Regions from separate parts of the Mus musculus genome. Here all the other regions are linked to region 1. The links are chromatin loops, found by intact Hi-C in ENCODE. Cell type or tissue: heart. All regions are shown on one strand. Region 1 has its middle 100 kb from the start of Mylk4. Region 2 overlaps Gmds (GDP-mannose 4, 6-dehydratase). Region 3 overlaps Gmds (GDP-mannose 4, 6-dehydratase). Region 4 overlaps Gmds (GDP-mannose 4, 6-dehydratase).

Evidence for each region. Hi-C counts contacts between places; a loop is a spot of excess contacts. Peaks named below come from ENCODE experiments on the same cell type or tissue, not always from the same donor. Only the 100,000 strongest peaks of a DNase experiment are listed, where the experiment ranks them.
Region 2: a loop joins it to region 1, with 9 times the contacts of the local background. A loop is called at or near these places in 9 of 42 quality-filtered maps.
Region 3: it touches region 1 in a loop (3-fold over the local background); 2 of 42 quality-filtered maps call a loop at or near these places.
Region 4: it touches region 1 in a loop (4-fold over the local background); 7 of 42 quality-filtered maps call a loop at or near these places.

What each region holds. Positions count from the first base shown.
Region 1 is chr13:32,678,709-32,683,708 of GRCm38, forward strand. No RefSeq gene overlaps it. Among named protein-coding and RNA genes, the nearest start is that of Mylk4, 100 kb to the right of the region's middle. In heart, CTCF peaks have their summits at 2,615 (motif pointing left) and 2,814; DNase peaks (open chromatin) are centred at 1,663 and 2,613; H3K4me3 peaks cover 193 bases; H3K27ac peaks cover 384 bases; H3K27me3 peaks cover 125 bases.
Region 2 is chr13:32,310,266-32,315,265 of GRCm38, forward strand. All of the region lies in intron 1 of Gmds (GDP-mannose 4, 6-dehydratase), which reads right to left. Among named protein-coding and RNA genes, the nearest start is that of Gmds, 26 kb to the right of the region's middle. In heart, a CTCF peak has its summit at 2,583; no DNase peak of the experiment used is centred here.
Region 3 is chr13:32,294,812-32,299,811 of GRCm38, forward strand. All of the region lies in intron 1 of Gmds (GDP-mannose 4, 6-dehydratase), which reads right to left. Among named protein-coding and RNA genes, the nearest start is that of Gmds, 41 kb to the right of the region's middle. In heart, a CTCF peak has its summit at 2,851 (motif pointing left); a DNase peak (open chromatin) is centred at 2,880.
Region 4 is chr13:32,225,139-32,230,138 of GRCm38, forward strand. Gmds (GDP-mannose 4, 6-dehydratase) reads right to left here. Exons shown (of 11, transcript NM_146041.2): 3 at 2,077-2,164; 4 at 1-106. Among named protein-coding and RNA genes, the nearest start is that of Gm52055, 6.6 kb to the right of the region's middle. In heart, no CTCF peak of the experiment used is centred here; no DNase peak of the experiment used is centred here.

The DNA.
Region 1 (5,000 bases):
TATTTATTTATTTTGGCTTATGGAGACAGAGTCTCCCAAAGCCTAGATTGGCCTTGAACTTGTTACATTCCTAGTTGATGCTCAACTTCTGATCCTTCTGCCTCCATTATGTCTGAATGCAGGAAGGGTAGGTGTGCATCACAGCAAGGACCCCTTTATTATATAAGTGAGACCTCAGGATGCGTTTGCTCTGCAGCAAGCTCTCATCCTGACATGCAATGCCTAGAAGTCACTATCTCATCTTTAATCTTCTGACCTCCCTGGATATCAATGTCTTCAGATCTTGCAACCCAAATTCTTCTTCTATTATCAGGGCTCTGTCAGTTCTCTTCAGGATTATTAAGCCATTAGTCAACGTGCATTAAAATCAAATCACAGCCTCTTCCACTAGGACCTCATGAATATTCCACAGCCAAGTCATAGTGCGAGTCTCTGCTCTGACTCAGAAAAGGAAATCAATCGGAACACAACAGATTTTGCTCAACAGTAAAAACAAAGCCATGCTCACTGAGGCTCTAGGTGCCAAGTATTGTAAAATCACTCAGCTCTGCCCTCAGATGCCTGTGGGGTTGTTTACTGGCGTTTCAGAAAGGAGAAGGGACACTTCAGATTGGCTGGGAGTGTGGCGCTGTTTGTTATTGTAACTGATGAAACTTTGCCTAGTCTTTTTTTCCTTCTTCTTATATTTGTGTCTTTCTGTCTTTCTTCCCATCTGTCTGCCTGTCTTCCCACCTACCTATCCATCCATCCATCCATCCATCCATCCATCCATCCATCCATCCATCTACCCACCCACTCTATCTATCTATCTATCTATCTATCTATCTATCTATCTATCTATCTATCTATCTATCTATCTATCTATCTATCTTGAGGCCAGAGCTGTCTTTGAACTCCCAATCTTCTACCCCAGTCTCCCAACCACTGGGATTACCAGCACAGTCATTCTTCATCCCTGAATAGCCCCAGAGGATGGCATTTGAGTTGTTGCTTTATTTTATCAAATCTATGAAGTATTTTTTTTTAAATAGGAAGAAAACATGAAAATAAGAGGGGAGGAACACAAGGTTCTAAATCTGAAGTCTGACTTCAGATTCCAAAACTATTCCCATCAGCTGTGACCTGCATGAGTCAGAGAACTATTGAGGACCTCAGTTTCCACATCTACAGAATGGGTGCAATAGTACTTATCTCCTCTGATTATCTGAAATGTAAACTCAATGATTTATATTCCAGACATCTAGAAGCAGACTCAGAAAGTGGTGAAGGCTTTAAACAAATTGCTTTTAAACACCCCAAGTCATCAGAGAGACTCACTTTCCACACACTTGCTCCTGTCAGGGTAGACAAACCCCAGGAAAGTTTGTCCCTACTTTCCAATGCTCTGACATGGGTTGCGAGGGCGTCAGGGAGGCTATGGGAACGGACAGAGAATGTTCTTGCCACACATCCAGGTTTTAGAATGTGCACCAACCTGAGTCACAAGTGCATACCCCCGCATGCCACTCCGGGCCATCTTTCCCTGCCAATGCCACCCACCAAGGCCAGAGCCAGGTGGCTGTGAGTCAAACCTGTCTTCACTTTGACTTGGCACCACAGACCTTTTGAATGGAGTCCACAAATTCGTGAGACAAAAATAGGCTAGCTAGCCCTCACCAGGCCTTCATTGTTGAGGGATGACGGTTGGCTGGTGGTTACACAACCGAAACCTGGGCCCACCACGGAAACGCCAGCTCAGCCATACACAAGGCCGAGCTCTCTGCCCACGGCAAAGTCCTTTGTTCTTTTTTTTTTTTTCTCTCTGACACGCCCCTACCTTCCATTCTTCGGAATCCAATTGTTAGAAAGTTGACAAGCTAGCTGGTGACAGGTCTCCTTGGACAGCTTTCCTGTCTTCAGATAAGGAATGGGGAGCCTCAGCGGGGTGTCATCCATACCCAGACCCCAGTGAAGGAGAGGGATACACAGACACCCGTTCTACACCCTCTGGCTAATCTTAGTTCTCTGGGGTCTCAGTTGTCTTTTCTGACATAACACCGCAGGAACCCATTAGTGTTTTATTGTGCTGTCAACTATTCCTGGTCACCTTCCCCACCACCTCTTACAATTTTGTAGTAGAGAGAAAAATTTCAATACGCTGGTCTTGTTTTTAAATTTTAAGAACACAATAGTTTGAAGCCAGAAACAGGGCTGGACCGAATGCCAGGGCTGATTCTGGCCCAGAATGCCTTGGCTACCAGGGAGTGCATAGGTTGTTAACGTTCAAAGTTGATCTTTCCTCTTATGAAAATACGTTCGTGCAGGCACCCCACTGAACACAATTATTTTTCCTGCTTGGTGAGGAAGACTCCATGCTCTGGTCAGGTCTTGTGCCTCCATGTTTTTTCCCTATACCCCTTTGAGCACACCCGTCAGTCCACCACCCTATCCTTTGAGTGGTTTGTACCTCTTACTTGTGCTTACTTCTGCGAGGTTCTCTGAAGCAACTGGGAACAGGGAGGGGAAGAGGAATCTGCTGAGGAATAGCGCTTTTAAAATAAAAAAATAATAACACGAAGTATTATAAGCACTAGAGGCTGGAAAGAGCTTGTGAGTCCCATGGGGTGGGGCGCAGCGTGCTAGTGAATGACAACATTGCCCTCTGGTGGTCTACTTGAGTAAGACAGCCATAGGTTGCAGGCTGGACGTGGGGGGGGGGGGGGGGCTCTCACTAACGTTTCCCACTAATCCCAAAGAAACCATAATTGAACAATGTAAGGAATTCCCCATGAGGCCCTGAGGTTACAAAGACTCAAAGAAGAAAAAACTCATGTAAATATTCAATTGTTTTAGAATGTGTTTCCTTTCCTTTATTTTATTACGTTTTTATGTCTAGTTTTCACATTGTGTACTCCATCTATAAACTCATAATTTAGGCTCTCCAGGAACCAGAAACCGGGCTTCACTACTCTCCCCTGTGAGAACCGTCAGTGGTGAGCAAATGTGTAAGTGTGATGAAGCCTCTTTTCCCAGGCTGGCCCTTTAAAGTTCCAATGGCTCGGTGTAAACTCCTCCAGTTTAGGGTGGGAAAAAACCTGCTGTGTGCTTGGGAGTTGGGTGGAGGACTGGAGTCCAGAGCAGCATATTCCTTTTGTTATTTTTTCACTCCAGGCAGTATAATCCTAGATACTTAACTCTCTGTCTCCATAAACGAACAGATTACTGATTCTCATTCTACCAGCTTTTCATGGAAAAGAAGGGCAGTGTTTTGTTTTATTTTATTTTTTAAGTGCTTGTAGTTTCTTCCAAAGGAACAGCTTTGTGAGAACCAACTTCTGCAAATTAGAAAAAAAATACTGTATATCAGTGACAAAGCACCAGAGCTAAGGCCATTGGCGAAGGCTTGCCCCACCAGCAATCTGGACATGGAAATCTGAGGACCCAGAGCTACACAGAGAGTTCAAGGCCAGTCTGGACAACATGAGGTCTATCTCAAAACAAAACCCAAAAAGCCAGCAAGGCCTCATTGTGGTTGGGCATTTTCTTGCGTGGGATATATTTGCCCGATCAGTAAAAGAGTTGCTCTTGAAAACAAGTGATGCTTCATTTTTGGTTAATTTTTAAAGATTTATTATTTGTGTTTTATAGGCATAAGGATTTTGTTTACACGTATAACTACGTACCACATGTGTGCCTGTTACTCAGGGAAACCAGGAGTTACAAACAGCTGGGAGCCACCACATGGATGCTGGGGACTGAGCAAGCATCCTCTGCAAGAGCAGCAAGTGCTCTCAACCACTGAGTCATCTCTCCAGACCCAGACAAGTGATGGTTTGGAATGAAATAACGAATAATGCAACCCAGAAAAAGAAAGAAATTCTAAATGAACACAACAAGGAATGTGTGTGAATGCCACACTATGCTCTGCAATCTCAGCCTCTCCCCACTGTGGACCTGGCAAGTGATGGCCCAGAGTGAAATGGAGGGGGGCGAGTGTGGCTCCTCTACCATGGAAACGAGTGTCCACTGCTTTAACGGGCATCTTGTTTTTGTAATGGTAGCAAAATGTACCTAATATAAAATTGCCCACCCAGTTTTAGAGCCAGTCACCATCCAGATGAGCATTCTTTTTTTTTCTTTTTTATTGGATATTTTCTTTATTTACATTTCAAATGTTATCCCCTTTCCCAGTTCCCCCTACTCCTGGAAACCCCCTATCCCATCCTCCCTCTCCCTGCTTCTCTGAGGATGCTCCTCCACCCACCCACCCACTCCCGCCTCCCCTGCCCTCGATTCCCCTATACTGGGACATCAATCAAGCCTTCATAGGACCAAGGACCTTTCTTCCCATTGATACATGCATGACAAGGCCATCCTCCGCTACATATGCAGCTGGAACCATGTCAGATAAACATTCCTACTGATGTGCAACCACTGCTGCTATCTAGCTCCTGGAAACCTCACGTGTTCATCTAGCGTTCTGCATTCTGTCCTTGTGGATCTGACCACTCTGAAGTGGGGTGACAGCACTTGCCCCCTCATGACTGGTGTATTTTGTGTAGCACTAAGTCATCAACTTCTTCGAGATAGCAAGCACCACAATTTCTTTCCTACTTGAGACTGAATCATACCCCACTGATGCCCGTCCATTTACCTGTCAGTAGACACTGATCGCTCTCCTGCTTAATCTAGTGTAAATAACACTGTGATGGGGATAAGTAGAGATGTCTGTTCAAGACCCTACATCCAATTCTGTATCTGTTTAGTAGAACTGCCAGGCTGTTTCTCACATCAAAATTTGACAAAGCAGAGAACTCTGTATTCTCCTGCCCTTGATCAAACTTGGGATTTTCTGTTTCTTGATCACATCCACCTTGAGGTGGCTTGGCTGCCTGCTTCTGACTGATGTGACACTCTTCCTAGGAGCTTTACAAAATGGCAGTGTCTCGTCTCGGTGCCTCGGAACAGAACGCAATGCGTCGTAGTGGGCGCAGTTAGTCATGATCTCCTGAAAGCCAGCT
Region 2 (5,000 bases), 370 kb before region 1:
AAATGTCATCTTTTAACCACGTATGATCAGATCTCCAAATAATAATGATTGATGATGATATGATAAAAGTAATAATATAGTAATTGTGCTTACAGTGAAGAAAAGATAAACAGTAAGTGTGATGGACAACTTGACATAAGCTGAAGTCACCTCAGCTGAGAGGGAAAAAAAGCCTCAATTAAGAAAATGCCTCCATAATTTCTGACTGTATGCAAGCCTGCAGAGCATTTTCTTTTTTCTTTTTTGGTTTTTCGAGACAGGGTTTCTCTGTATAGCCCTGACTGTCCTGGAACTCACTTTGTAGACCAGGCTGGCCTTGAACTCAGAAATCTGCCTGACTCTGCCTCCCGAGTGCTGGGATTATAGGCCACCATGCCCAGCTAGAGCATTTTCTTAATTAGTGATCAGTGGGGGAGTGCCCAGCCCATAGTGGATGGTGCCATCCCTGGACTCGTGGTCCTGGATTCTACAAGAAAGTAGGCTGAGCAAGCCATATAAAGCAAGCCAGTAAGCAGCACCCCTCCATGGCCTCTGCATCAGCTCCTGCCTCCAGGTTCCTGCCCTGGGTGAGTTCCTGCCCTCACTGCTTTTGGTGATGAACTATTTATGGAACTGCAAGGGAAATAAACCCTTTTTTTGATCATGGTGTTTCAGCACAGCAATAGTAATGCTAACCAGAACAGTAAACAACTCACTGGTTGTCCATGCCACAAGGAAAATAAAATACTGAGCTAAAACTTACAAATTTTATTTTACATTTAAACTATCCCTTGATTTGCCACCATTATTCCTGGAACCATTTCTAACATCTAGCAAATGCCCAATAAATATTTGTTGGAGGAATAAATATATCCCCAAGAGCCTTTAATATATCATCATAGTATAAAATAAAACCAAGTCCCACATACAGACCTGTTTCCCCTCTAAAGAGAAGTCCTACCCATTGGAAGGCTCTTCTGGAAAGACTACAAGATAAAGGCAATTTTCTAAGGACTACAGGGGTGTTATTACACCAATAAATTCCTCAAGGGAGATAAAAAATGGATACTATTTTTTTTAAAAAATAGGATTTCAAGGGCTGGAAAGATAGATCAGTGGTTAGGAATGCTTGCTATTCTCCCAAATGACCTGGCACCTAGTTTGGGTAGCTCAAACTGCCTATAACTCTAGCTCTGGGGGGCCCAGCACCCTTTTCTAGTATCATACATGTTCATCCACTCATAACCAGCACACAGACACATAGACACACATACCTATGCATAAATATAATATTTAAGTAATTAATTAAATAGGATCTGAATAACCAGGAAGTTGAATACATATGTGCTTGTCTATGTTATGAGGCAGGACTAGTCCAGGCATGCAAAATGTTTGGGCACTAGAGGTGAGGCAAGAAAGACAGACACTCCCTTCGCCAGATCATTAAGGACTCCGTTTTCAGGAAATCAGTTCTGTCTCCAGGGCATCAAAAATTAATAACAGGGTTAGCTTAACAGCTATCAGTAGCCCAGATCTCAGAGATGACAAAACACACAAAGAAAGTTTAAATAACTCAATCAAAAATAATTACCAAATCAGTGGCCAAGCTTTAAATACAAGCTACTATTCCCAATGCACACACTTAACAGCCATTCTAGCCATAGAGTACCATGCATGGTGTCTATACAGCTTTCCTATGACCTTACAGGACAACACAGAGGTGATAATGGTGAATTTCAGTCCTTGGATTTTTAGTCCTTGGATGCTTAGAAGGAGCTCTCTATATATTTATCAAAATATTCTGGCATGAATTTATGGGAACAAAATTGATACAGCTCTGCTGCCCAAAGGGAAATGAAAAACATACTAGAAAACAGTATTCCAAGATGTGGAAACACAAAAGCTCTAATTATAGACCATGCTTTACAATTCTTTAAGTAAAACCTGCACACTGTTGTTAAGTCTCACTGAATCCTTAAACCTAGACTACAGTAAGAAAATTATAAAACATGCATCAGAAAACTCACTATCCCCCTTCCTAAGTTAGGGAGAGATGGAGGTATAAGTATTGTGGTGAGGCTGTCTGCTGCTGTTAATGACCCAGCAGCTGGATGCTAGCAACAGTGCTTACCTGAGCCAGCAGCCAAGGCAAGAGTGGGAATCTTACTCACCTTTATCCTAAGCTTACTGAAGAAGCCACTGCTATTGCTCCGAGATCACTATTTTAGACTTTCATCTCCAAAACGATTAATAGTGTTCCTCTTTCACCAACTGATTACCAGTTCATTATAGAAAATATTTAAAAAATAATACAACTCAATATTCATATCTTGTATGATTTTCTAGTCTTGATATTTGTTTTAATTTTCACTTTGCATTTTAAATGATAGCAGACATCTAGAGCACGTATATGACAGGAAGGCTTCTGTTTTTTTCTTTTTGTAACCATAAAGGAACACTGGTAGCCACACAGTGAGCCAGGGGGCTACATGAAAGAAGATGCTACAAGTAAAGGAAATCAAAACTCAGAGCCACCGAACAAGACATGACGGTTTGTTTCCACCTATTTTTGACTGTCTGTCTGGCTTGCACATCTTCCCCCTCTAGGGGGAGCAGTCCTACACAGCAGAGAGCTGTCCATTAGTCATCTGTTTCACAACTGCTGGTGTCAACACATAAGCAATCTGAAAGGTTGCAGGTACTAAGGAACAGAATAAAAGACATGATTCGCATTTGGTATCTAATACATACTTCACACACACAATATTATCACATGATTAAAAGATTAAATTTATGAAAAACTTCATTAGGCATGGCAAATGGAGTCAGAAGAGAAGCAGAACTGGCTCCTGAAGGTTGTCCTGTGGCCTGTGCACAAGTTGTGTGGTATCACAGAACATATACATACTGCATACATGTGCACATGTGCATGTGTTCGCACACACACACACTTAAGGAGAAAGAAAGAATAAATACAATTGTTATAAAAGAAAGAAAAAAACAATTTAGAAATATGAAGCATGCATTTACTAAAACTTCTAAAAACAGGATAGGTGGGTTTTTTTGTTTGTTTGTTTGTTTGTTTGTTTTAAGAACACAGTAAACTAAAAGTCTGGGAAAAGCCGGGCGTGGTGGCCCATGCCTTTAATCCCAGCACTTGGGAGGCAGAGGCAGGCGGATTTCTGAGTTCGAGGCCAGCCTGGTCTACAAAGTGAGTTCCAGGACAGACAGGGCTACACAGAGAAACCCTGTCTCAAAAAATCAAAAAAACAAACAAACAAACAAAAAAGTCTGGGAAAACCCCCACCTTGAACATCACATTATTTACACAATTATCACAGTATTTAATGCACTTCAAGTGACTTCAGAGAAAACAAGTGATCACAGATCTCAGAGCTTCAGTCCACGCTACCAGCATAAGCCATCCTCATGAAGTCAAAACACAAAAGCCCAATAACCCAGTAACACAAGAAAACATAGCATTACAGCCAAGTATGTCATGTAATCAGTGGAAAGGCAATCACTCTTGTATACTATAAAGTAACAGGAGTTTCACATAACTGAGTTTTCTACCTACTAATTTAGCATCCTTGCTATTTTCTATGGGCTGCATTTTGGGGATGTAAACAAGCTCAGGGTTGGAATCCTAGGTCTGTGGTTCAAAGCTAGTCAAAGTCACTTCTACTCGCCTGTTTCTGCACCTACCCTAGTACAGTAGGGAAAAGATTAAATGAAGTTTACTCTAACAAGGAACTTAGAATGCAGCCTGACACAGGGAACATGCTTGAGAAATATAGTTATTGCTACACAAACTCTTAGCCAGGGTTTGTGACTGTGAGGCTGTCCAAAAAATCCCCACTGTGTCTAACCACTCTTCCCCAGTCCAGCTCCCAGCTCCCGCCAAGGAGTGACTGAAATGGATGTGTTAGAAAAGGCCAGGTTGCTCGTATGTACTACTGAAATAAGAAAGGAAGTCACTGAAGGATATTCGAGAGAGGTTTTATCATTCCAAAGAGAGATAGAAAGCAACATGATTACGCCATGATACGGCATAGGTGGCTTTCTCCTGGGTCCTCATATTAAGGTTTAATATAAAATGTCCCCCATAAGCTCATAATTTGAATAACTGATTCCCCAGTTGGGTACTTTAATTTGCATTTTAATTTTAAACAAGGTCAATTCAATAGTAATTATCTGTCTGGTATGTTTTTCAAATATACATATATTATTTAATATAATAATATATATTATATATATTCTCAAATAAACAACTCTATCCTCTCTAGTGAGACCCACCACCACCAAAACTGTAATGGGAAAAGTTGTAAAGCTCCCAAGAGACATGACAGACTGGAAAGGAAAAGTGCTTTCATGTTAGCATCCCACAATAATCCATGCTGTAGAATAAGAAAATTAGTCTAGAAAACCACTATAGAATTTTAAAGTCCCAGGAAATATTTATTCTATGTTTTTAAAGGGGGCTACCAGGTTCATGACTTCATTTAGGTAACCAAAAGGGAACTAAACCACAGTTAAGTTCTCCTGTAAACGCTAATACATAGACATTCAAAAACTGTAACTTCCCTGTCACTTTTCCCAGTAAAATCACCTAAAATCTAACTGATGTTTCAACAATGGGAATAATTTAACCCATCCCTTTTGAATTATAATGTAGCAAATTCTATTAAATAAGTATAGTGAAGCTATGTGGAGGTTAATGTTATAGTGCCTACTTAGTTTTCATTGAGAACCTGTGTTGCCATTTTCTGTAATTCAATTGATTAAAAAGCCAACTAGAGGTGACATTTTCTGAGTGATAAAGAAAAGGCCTGCCCGCCCAAGCTCGGCTTCTCAAAGCATATGGATTCAATTATACAGCAATACCTCAACTACTGACATCTTATGTGGCTCTAATTTTAGTTATTTTCTGCTTGGGGAAGTTGCAGTTGAAGGCCTTCCTCCAGGATTTAAATAGAATGCATATGAACATTTGCATGTTGACAATTTACCATCCTCTCAAA
Region 3 (5,000 bases), 380 kb before region 1:
TGTCTGAGAATAGACACTAACTTGATTTTTATATAGACATGAAATATGAATTGCAAAGTGTGTGACTTTAAAGAAAAAGGTAAGAAATATTTTATTACAAATTTGACCATCTCAAAAATGATGACACAGGCTGAAGAAATGACCCAGCAGTTAAGAACACGTGTTTCTCTTGCAAAGAACTTGGGTTAATTCCCAGTACCCACATGGTGGCTTACCCCATCAGTAATTCCAACTCCAGGGAATCTAACACACTCTTCTAGCCTCTGTAGGCACCAGGAAGGCACATAGTGCACATACATCCATTCAGGCAAAGCATTCATACACATAAAAGTATGTTTTTTAGAAAAGTTATAACACCACCGACATACCACTACTGCTAGAAGAAGAGCCACCAGCCTTCAAGCACATTACCAAATGTTCCAGTGGCAACACACTGCCCTCAGTGCATGAATTGCAAGTGCTCCAGACCAAGAAATTTGTTTCACTTTTTGTTGTTAATAGAAATATTAAAAAGGCTTTTTAAAAAGTTATGTGCAGTTAAAGGAAATTATCTAGGGGTTTGGGGTTCAGCTCGGTGGTAGAGCACTTGCCTAGAGAGTACAAGGCCCTGAGTTCAATCCACAGCTCAGAAAAGAAATTATTACACGCTACAAATTTCACTCCCTAACCAGAAAACTGGCAAATTCCCACAAAATGGGCCCCTGAACACCAGAATGGAAGCTTAGTTTAAGTTCGGGGAGGGGGGGACCATTATAAATATCACCTGTCTTTCTTAATTTGTCATGATACAAATCAAGTTACTTGGTTCCCATGTCCTGGGAAACCCTGACCTAATCAGTGCTGTCAGCAGTTTGGACTGAGGAGGAGGAGGAGGATCTGCCAATCAAGGCCCCTCTATACACTGCACATCTCAATTCTCTTTTAGTTCAAATATTACATTTTAAATTCACAGTAATCTCTGAAGCAACATACCAACAAAAACTATAAAGAATTTTAATACAAGAAATGACATTAAAATGCAAAAAAAAAAACCCTTCACATATGTGAGACTTTTAAGTTGTGGAAAACAACCTCATCATTCTTAAAGATCCAAATTAGTTCCTAATACAGCACTGTCACTGTTGACATCTGTCCCGTGGGGTCAGACCCAGCACCTCTCACATGCTATATAAGAACTGAGCTACACCCCACTCTGAACAGTTTAATAAAACACACACAAACTTGTAGTTTAAACCTGATAAACAAACATAATAACAATAAATTGTACCTTAAACCATTTTCTATGATTTTTATTCTCCTCTTTATTAATCAACATTCTGCAGCCTAATCCCTTTATCACTGTAGCAAAATGGTTCCATATGCAAGCCAACCCAGGGTCCCTAGGTTTGAAAAGAGCTACCACAAATATATATTTTGGTTGTTGTGTTTTCCTAATCACGAAGAAAGGGGAAAATTCAAACAGCTTCCTTTATATAGTATGAACAGAGGAGTTCTTTAAAACCACATTAATTCCCCTGGCAAATATAAAGACCCTAACAAAGATCCATTGTTTCAGTTTCTTAGTTAGTACTTGACTAACCATGCATAAAAGAGAGACATTAGCATAGTTAACTGAATATATAAATACGTTCAGACTCAGTAACACTATTTCTGCCAAGCACAGTAGCTATATTTAATAAACATCATGCTGTTAGCCACAGTCACTTCTTAAACTGTCATTGGAATTATCAACTTTTACCATAAAGCAAAAGAAAACATTATTTTTAATAACATCAGTAAAGACCTTGGTTTCTTTTCTAAGATAAATGTACTTATATGAAATTGATAGGAAAGACCTTTCTGCAAAAAAAAAAAAAAAAAAAAAACCAACCTATATTTTATACAAAGAAAACAGACTTTTCCTATTCTGTAACAGAAGTGATAAAGCCTAATGACTCTGCCTAAAAATTGTGACCTAAATAAACAGGAAAGTGGACATTAAACTTTTGAGGTATGTTACTTTCCAATATGCTTTAAGTTTACCAAAAGAAAATTTAATTCCAGGGATTCTGAAGTTAAGAAATAAAAAGTATTAAAACCAAAACTATGATGTCTTGGACTGCTAAGGGGAGTATACTTGAACTTGGGTAGCATACTTGAACTTTAATGTATACATATGCTAAAACAGAGTAAAAACATATTTTCAGACTTTCTCCTGACATAAGTGGAAAGCTATATGGAAACTTTCCATGGCATGAATAACTACTTGATTTTTAAGAGAGAATATTAAATCTATAAAACTGACATGTTAATTTCCTAGCTATAGTGTACCTTCTTTATTTTCTAAAGAAGGCACGTAGAGAAATAATACAGTATAAACCACCTCATAATTTGCATTGAAAAGGCACACCTAGGGCTAGAGATGTAGCTCAATGAGACAGTGCTTGCCCATATCATGCGCATGAGGCTCTGGGAGCAAACCCCAATACTACAAAAAGAAGTAAAGGGAAAAAGGAAAAAATATTATTTATTTGTTTTATCTGCAAATGTGGAAATTAAAGGTCAAAATAAGTCATAAATATGTTAACTGTCAGGACATTCCAAGATTATTATTTATCTCAGCCAAAAAAAAGTCAGTCTGCTGTATTATTCTCACAGAGGTGTCTGTGTCAAAACCTTGTAAATGTCAGTCAGTGATGACTCAAAGCTGTAGTGATGATTCTGCTGCAGCATTCTAAGAATATGTGGAAATGCAAATAAACTCCGACAATGGCTCATATCATATCAAATGCCCTATCTGAAGCACAGCAACTTTAAGCAAAACTTAATGAGGACTAAACACAGCAGACACTATATACTGGAGCCACCTGGTGGCCTGTTTTCCTATAACACGGTAAACACTGGGTCCTGTGCATACAGCATGACGCCTTCAGTGCCTACCACCCAAGGAAGATTGTTCCCAAAAGTCAGTGAGGGTGAGCACCGCAAGCCCCAACACCATGCCGACGCACTAAAAGTGCACCACTAAGTAGGAAACACATTCCCCAAAAACCCACTCTAGGCATCTCCAAGTTGTGTTATATTTTCTCAACATAAATCCAAACCAACTCAATAAGTGTTTTAGAAAATCTTCTTAATAAAAATATAAGTAGCAGCTTATGATTTCCTGTGGAATTTGCTTCTTGCCTAGTTCCAGGAAGTTCAGGAAAAGGCTAATTTAACTTCTAAACGATCATGGTCCTGTCAGCAACACAAAAGTAGATAGTGCACTGATCTTTCATTGTGGGGCACAGGGACATTTGCCTGTAGCCACAACTACTAAGACAGGCAAAGGCAGGAAGATTACCTGAGTCCAAAAGCTAAAGACTCGTCTAGGTAGTATAGCAAGAATCAATTTCTCTCCCTCTCCCTCTCCCTCTCCCTCTCACACACACAATACACACAACACAGAAACAAATACACAACATGAAATAAGATAGATAACTAGGAAAAGGAATGGACTAGGAGTAGGAAAGGAGACATGATAATGGGTCAATATGATTGACATACATTATGTACATTATGAAAATGCCATAATGAAGCCTACTAGTGCATATAATTAATATATGCTCAAAAAAGTCTTTTAAAAAGCCAAGGATAAGGTAAGCCTTTGAACTATTAAGTAGGTGAAGTCTATAGCAGTCTCTAGCCTCCTACAACTCCCTCATTCCTCTTCAGTGTAGAATCAATAAACTCCACATTAAAGAAATGCAATTAGGAAGCTCACATAACCATTATAAGCTCTACTCCCACCTCTGGATGTACTGGGATGTGTACCAGACACAGATGCCAAAGGCTTCCCTCCAGGCTCCTCTCAAAGCATGCCACATTCCTGACTCATCCCAGAGATTCAAAGACCACATAGCTCATTGAGTGGAAATGCTGAATGGAAAGAAGGCTTCAAAGGATGCCTCTCTATTCATACCCTAGCCCAGGTCCTCAGTGCAGGGTAGACTGCTATTAAAAGACTCGTTTCCTGAGGAAAGTAGACAGTTTCAGGGAAAGACCATTTGGCTGGTAGGAGGGGGCTTTGTTGCCAGCTGTTCTCACAGCCCTACTCCCTGTGTGGTCTCCAAAGTTGCTAAACCTGACCACTTCAGGGGCCAGGTCTATAAAAATGAAGACATTTCCAGTAAAAGACCTGCTTGGCTCTACACTGTTCCACTTCACAAGGGAACACTGTTGCTAGAGAAGCTCTGGCTTTGGTGTAGGCATATCAAATGTGTGATGGACACTTGACATTTACCCCACGGAAAACCTAAGTATCCTACTTCCTGGAAGCACTCTAAACAGGATGGCAAGGCTGTATTTTTGTCGAATTTCCTAATTGCAGGTGCCCCTTGACACAGCCAGCATTAGGAGATCAATGGCAGAGCTGTTGTAAAGTCTAAAAGACAGTATGAATAGCCAAGTACTGTCACCTATAAAGATGGAAGGCACTTTCTCCTCAAGGTGTGATCCAGAAACAACACAAATACAGGTAGAAGATAACACACACCAGAATCAGAAGGCCTGGGTTCAAAGGAAAACAGTGTCATTTATCAGAGAAGTGCTGCACAGAGTCAGCCTTCCTAGCCATTCGTGCCCTGTCTATAACCTCATATCTGGGACTACATACAAAGAACAGGGGCAGAAAGGCGAAGTAATAAACTCAGGCTTGATAACGGGTTTGCTTTCCCTACAAAGATCCAAACACTGGTGAGAAGCCAGTATCCTCATTCACAAAGCTGAATCTCTTCATATCTTTAAAGCTCTTGGTTTTCTATACATCTTCTCTCTCTCTCTCTCTCTCTCTCTCTCTCTCTCTCTCTCTCTCTCTCTCTCTCTCTCTCTGTCTCTCTCTGTGTGTGTGTGTGTGTGTGTGTGTGTGTGTGAGAGAGAGAGAGAGAGAGAGAGAGAGAGAATGAGAATGAATAACTTGCATGGAGAAGCCAGGTTCTCTGCTTTCACCACTTAATCCAGGGATTAAATTTGGGTCATCA
Region 4 (5,000 bases), 450 kb before region 1:
ACATGGCTCTGGGCTCCAAGATTATAGATCTCTGTAGGCTTGACTTCATTGATGATTTTCACTAGGCAGGTGCTGTCAGTGAGGTCACCATAGTGCAACTTCATGTCTTTAAGATTTAGAAAAAAAATCAGAAACAACAAAAACAAAACCCATATTACTCAAGTATGAAAATGAAGAACAAACTGGAAATGTTCCCAGACGTGATTCCCCATCCCTGAAATCTCAGTATTTAACCAGAACAACTTAGCAAAATCCTGCCTTGTGTACCAACTCCTTCCAACAAGATGAAAACTGAAACATCGTATTTGATCATTGAGTACCAGAATATGACTTATCTTTAAGAAACATATAATATAGAAAGGTTACTGTGTGGATTTATAATAATAGGAAACTCAAATACACTTGTTCAAAAATTATAATATCCCGAGGATGTTAGACAATTATCACAGGGCTGTAAGTAGTTAAAAGATGTACTATTTAAAAGTGAGATGCAGACAAATATGACCCTGGAATAATGTACAATACTCCCTAAAGAGTATTGTACACAGCACACTCATGATAGAAAGGATAGCCCTTTTGGCGAAACTTTGCCCATAAACCATCATGTGATTTTTAAGTGCCTTACAGATTAAGTCCTTAAGCTGGCTATAAAACGACTATGGTAGTAACATAACTGTTCAAGGTACAACCAATCTAGCCAAACTACTGTGCTGAGGCTAACTTGCACTGACTTCATTAGTCTAAAAATGTGACCGGCTTGCTAGCTTGGTCTACACCTAGATCCAATGGTGGCATCATTTTATACAAAAAATATATATATATTATATATTGAGCATTTCTAATCTGAAATTACATGTGATATGATTCAAAATCTTTGAAGTACTCATAATATAATGCTAAAAATGAAAAAAAATCCTCACCATGAAAATGGTTTGTGTACAAAATTATTTAATATATATATGAAACATTATAAATTCTAAGTGATTATCTGATCTTTTTTATAAGCCATTTTATTAAAATCTAAAAAAAAAAAACTCCAAATTTATTCAGCATATAGTAAGTTCTAAAAAGATATACTGTGTAACTTAACCATTAGGTGAAAAACCTTTTCTGTGGATATCTGGGTCACCTTCCTGATGATATCAATATCTAAAAGTAACCTAACCTTTGTCTCTTGTTAGGCATAAAGTCTAAATCACTTTGGGGTAACAATCTCACTGTATCACCCTTGCTAGCCAAAAACACTAAGCAACACATAGATTGAAAAGCCTTGTGCCTGAGGCTGAGCGCTGTCCTTATCATGGCATCTGATAATTAAGTCACAATATTTCTGTGTCTCTATTTCCTCATATACAAAATATTCTCTTTAACCACCGGAGTAAGGAGATCAAATGAGAAAATAATGTAGTATGCTAAGTGATACTGTTCTGCACAAACAAATTAATAGCAACAAAAGTAAGAAAGCCACTAAATGCTGATATTGATCTCTAAAGCAATGTTGGTATCATTTGAGTTATCATCGAGATTTAAAAGTATCTTCAAGAATTATTTTAAAAATTAAATGTATATAAAGTTATGTGGGTAGAGAGGTGGGGAGGACCTGGGAGAAGGGAAAGAATGTGATCAAAACAGATTTTACAAACTTTTTTAGGTAATATTTTTAAATTTTAATTTTAAAAAAAATCTTTAAAACTCTTAGAATAAGCCATATGAATAAATCTTCAAAAAAATTATCAATGTACAAAGATCCAAACTGAACCAAATATAGAAACAAAAAAGTGCTATTTTAATACAGAACTGCTATTACTTGAAGAAGCAGGAACACCTGACCTGAAGAAAGCTGATGAGAGTGATGCCTTCCACTGCTCTCTGAAAGCTGTCTACACAATGCTACCCTAAGAACCAACCAAGATGGCACTAAGCTGAGGGCAGCTATAGAGCAGGTTTCCACTGCTCAGTTCAGCTGCAGTCATTCCTGGGTGAATAACTGTGACCAGATGGGCTGAGAGTACTGAGATTTGAAATTATCTTAAAAATAGGAAGCAACAGAAAAAAATTAGAAAAAAAATTACTTACTTCCTTCAATATGAGCCTGAGGATTCTTATATAAATGTTCAATTCGACCTGTATTAAATGAACTAGATCGCCGTACTATTCCATGGACCTGAGTTTTAAGTATAAAAAGAAAAAAAGAAAATTAAAAATATAAAATGAGGATTAACAAACAACTCAGAAGTTCATTTGCTAATGAAAAGCTCTAGAAAAACTATAAACAGTAGTACTTTTAGATGAAATTTGTAAATTATGAGAAAGAGTTCCAGAGTTTAGTTTCTGCCCAGCCACTGCCTGTGTGCTAGGAGCACACTGCTTCTGACTTGATCCAGGGTTTCTACTGTCAATCGAAATGTAAGTGATTAGACAACTACAAGGCTTCATGCAGTTACAAATGCTCAGACTTGTCTTCTAAGCATACTCGGTCACACTGATGGCAAGCCTATCTCTGATTTGAAAATGAAGACAAACTTGAGGCTGCAGCTGTAAAACCGCTTTTTTAAAAACTGTTTAACAGCGAGCATAAAGTTTCCACAGTTTCCCCAAGTTCTCAGTGCTACGTCAAATTATATCACTTTCTGGAAGTATAGATAAAATCAGAGAGCAATTGCTGTTGTGCACCTGTATGGAAAAGTTAGAAAGATAGACTATAAAGATTAAGAAGGAGATTTTTATATTACTAAGTTTAAGACACAAAAGATTCAAAGGTTAAAAAAAAAACGTAAAAAAATAAAATCTTGACATGGCCCTGGTCAGTGTGAAGGGATAAAGTCACTGTACAGCAAGGCATACCTGTCTGATACTAAAGAAAAGACTACTGTGTGTGTCTGACACATGAGAGAAATTGCTCCACACTTGGTCCCACTTCCTCCTTGTGTCAAGATTTCTCCCTCTGTGCTGCCAACGCTAACATCAGCTTATGTCACCAACTGCCCAGGTTCCAGTTGCACTGGTGGCAGTTTTAATCCTTGACTTATTTTAGAAGTGTTCCTTCTAATGTTGGGTAGATTTGTTTGCAGCTGAATACACTTCTATATTTTAACTCAATCGTTTTCTGTCTATTTTAACCCAAAATTAATCCCTGGCATGACTCAAACATTCCAAGTGCGAAGGGGAATTATAAGCACATAAGGCCTTCTTTCAAACAGGAAGAAATGTCATCGCTGTTTCATATGGCATACACAAGAAACTGACTTCTGCTAAAGACACAGCACACCCACAATTAACACTTCCGCTAGTTAGCTGTTTTTGTCAAAAGAAAAGCATGTAACACCATTTTCCAAAAAAACAAAACTCAAGAAAAGTTGGTAAATAAGAAAATACCTTAGGAAAGAAATGTTGCAAACTTCACTGACATTTTAGAAGGCAAACATAAAACTGAAGAAGCATTAAATTAAAATGCATTATTAAACTTATAATGAATTGCAAGTTACACCAATCCATACTATTAATGAATATTATTAAATAAGGGACAATTTCACATTTTATTAATGCATAGGAAACTTGGTATTAAATCAAAGGTACTTCTAATATACAGATTTCTCCAATATAAGTGTTCTACTGTATTCAGTAAACATTTTACTTTGATCTAAAATTGCAACTTATGTGATAATTAAAATATAGTTATTATTTGGGCAGCCTTCTCTTGATTACTGAATTCTAGAAAAATCACATATTCCAATAGGCAAAAGCACACAGAGAAATGCCCTAAATATAACAACTTGAAAGGCTTTGATAAAGAATACTGTACAATCTTAACAGACTTGGACACCAAGTTCAATCAAATATAAGCAACAAATTTACTGTCACATCTACAAAGACAATCAATAAGCACTACTTCTTGTTTTGTTTTTCTCTGGTGAAAAAAAAATGTTTTAATTTCCACTCACTCCCAACTTTTGGCATGTGTGTAGAAGGGAAGAAAGACTTGCCAAATACTTAATCCATGACAGCAGGTATTATTCTAAGAACTAATGAAAGCTGAGTCTGTCTGCTTCTAAGGCAGGTGAAATACAAACATTAAGACAAGCCAAAATGTGTGCAAACTTCATAATCTAGTTAAGAATTTAAGATTAGCAGCTTTTTCTGTACAGAAAGAAAATAGGTCCTTTTTCAAGATTGGGGAAGAAAAGAGGATGTGAATTAGAAAAGCAAACTGAGAAAATAAATAAGCCAAGTGACCTTTATATAAACTTAATCAGAATTGTAATTAATTATTCTAGCTCAGGACAGCTAAGTACTTAAGTGGAAGAGGATGATTTAACATACAAAGCTCATGCCTCAGTCAAAATTTCAAGTTTTCACAATATCAAAGTAAAGATGGTTTGACTTCAAAATGTTGAATTCAAATTAGGTGCTAAAACATGGAAGTGTGGGGTTTTTTATTTCGTTATTTATTAAGAAGATAGGTGATCCACACCACTGGATTTCAAATTCTCCAGTATCTAAATTGTTCTTGGAGGAGGATGGCTCCCAGGGATGGTTAGTGCCATTCATCTTTGGAAAGTATGGATCGCCTAGATTGTACCAACAGCTGGCATTGACCTGGCAATGACTACATACTAGACACTGGTCTTTATGACACAGAATGGCCACAGACCAACAACTGGTCTTTATTGGTGGTAAGTACAGCAGATCTTTACAATCACCATACCACAAATGAGAGCACTGTCTGACAATGCATAACTCACACAGCTAAAGGGCATACTGGTTTTATCCTGACGTACACTGCACAGCTTAAAGATTATATCTATATGAAGATTGGCCTTTTTCCTAATCAAAGTACCAAGCTCCTAAAACAGCAAACAATTTTGAAGAAAAATATCTCAAAACGCCTCACATATAAAGGAAGAGGAAGAAGTCCACATTCTAAAACACACCTCTCACATAACATCAGACTGTCTGAATTGAGTCTTTTCTGCTTTGACACTCCATCTTAGGGAGGTGGT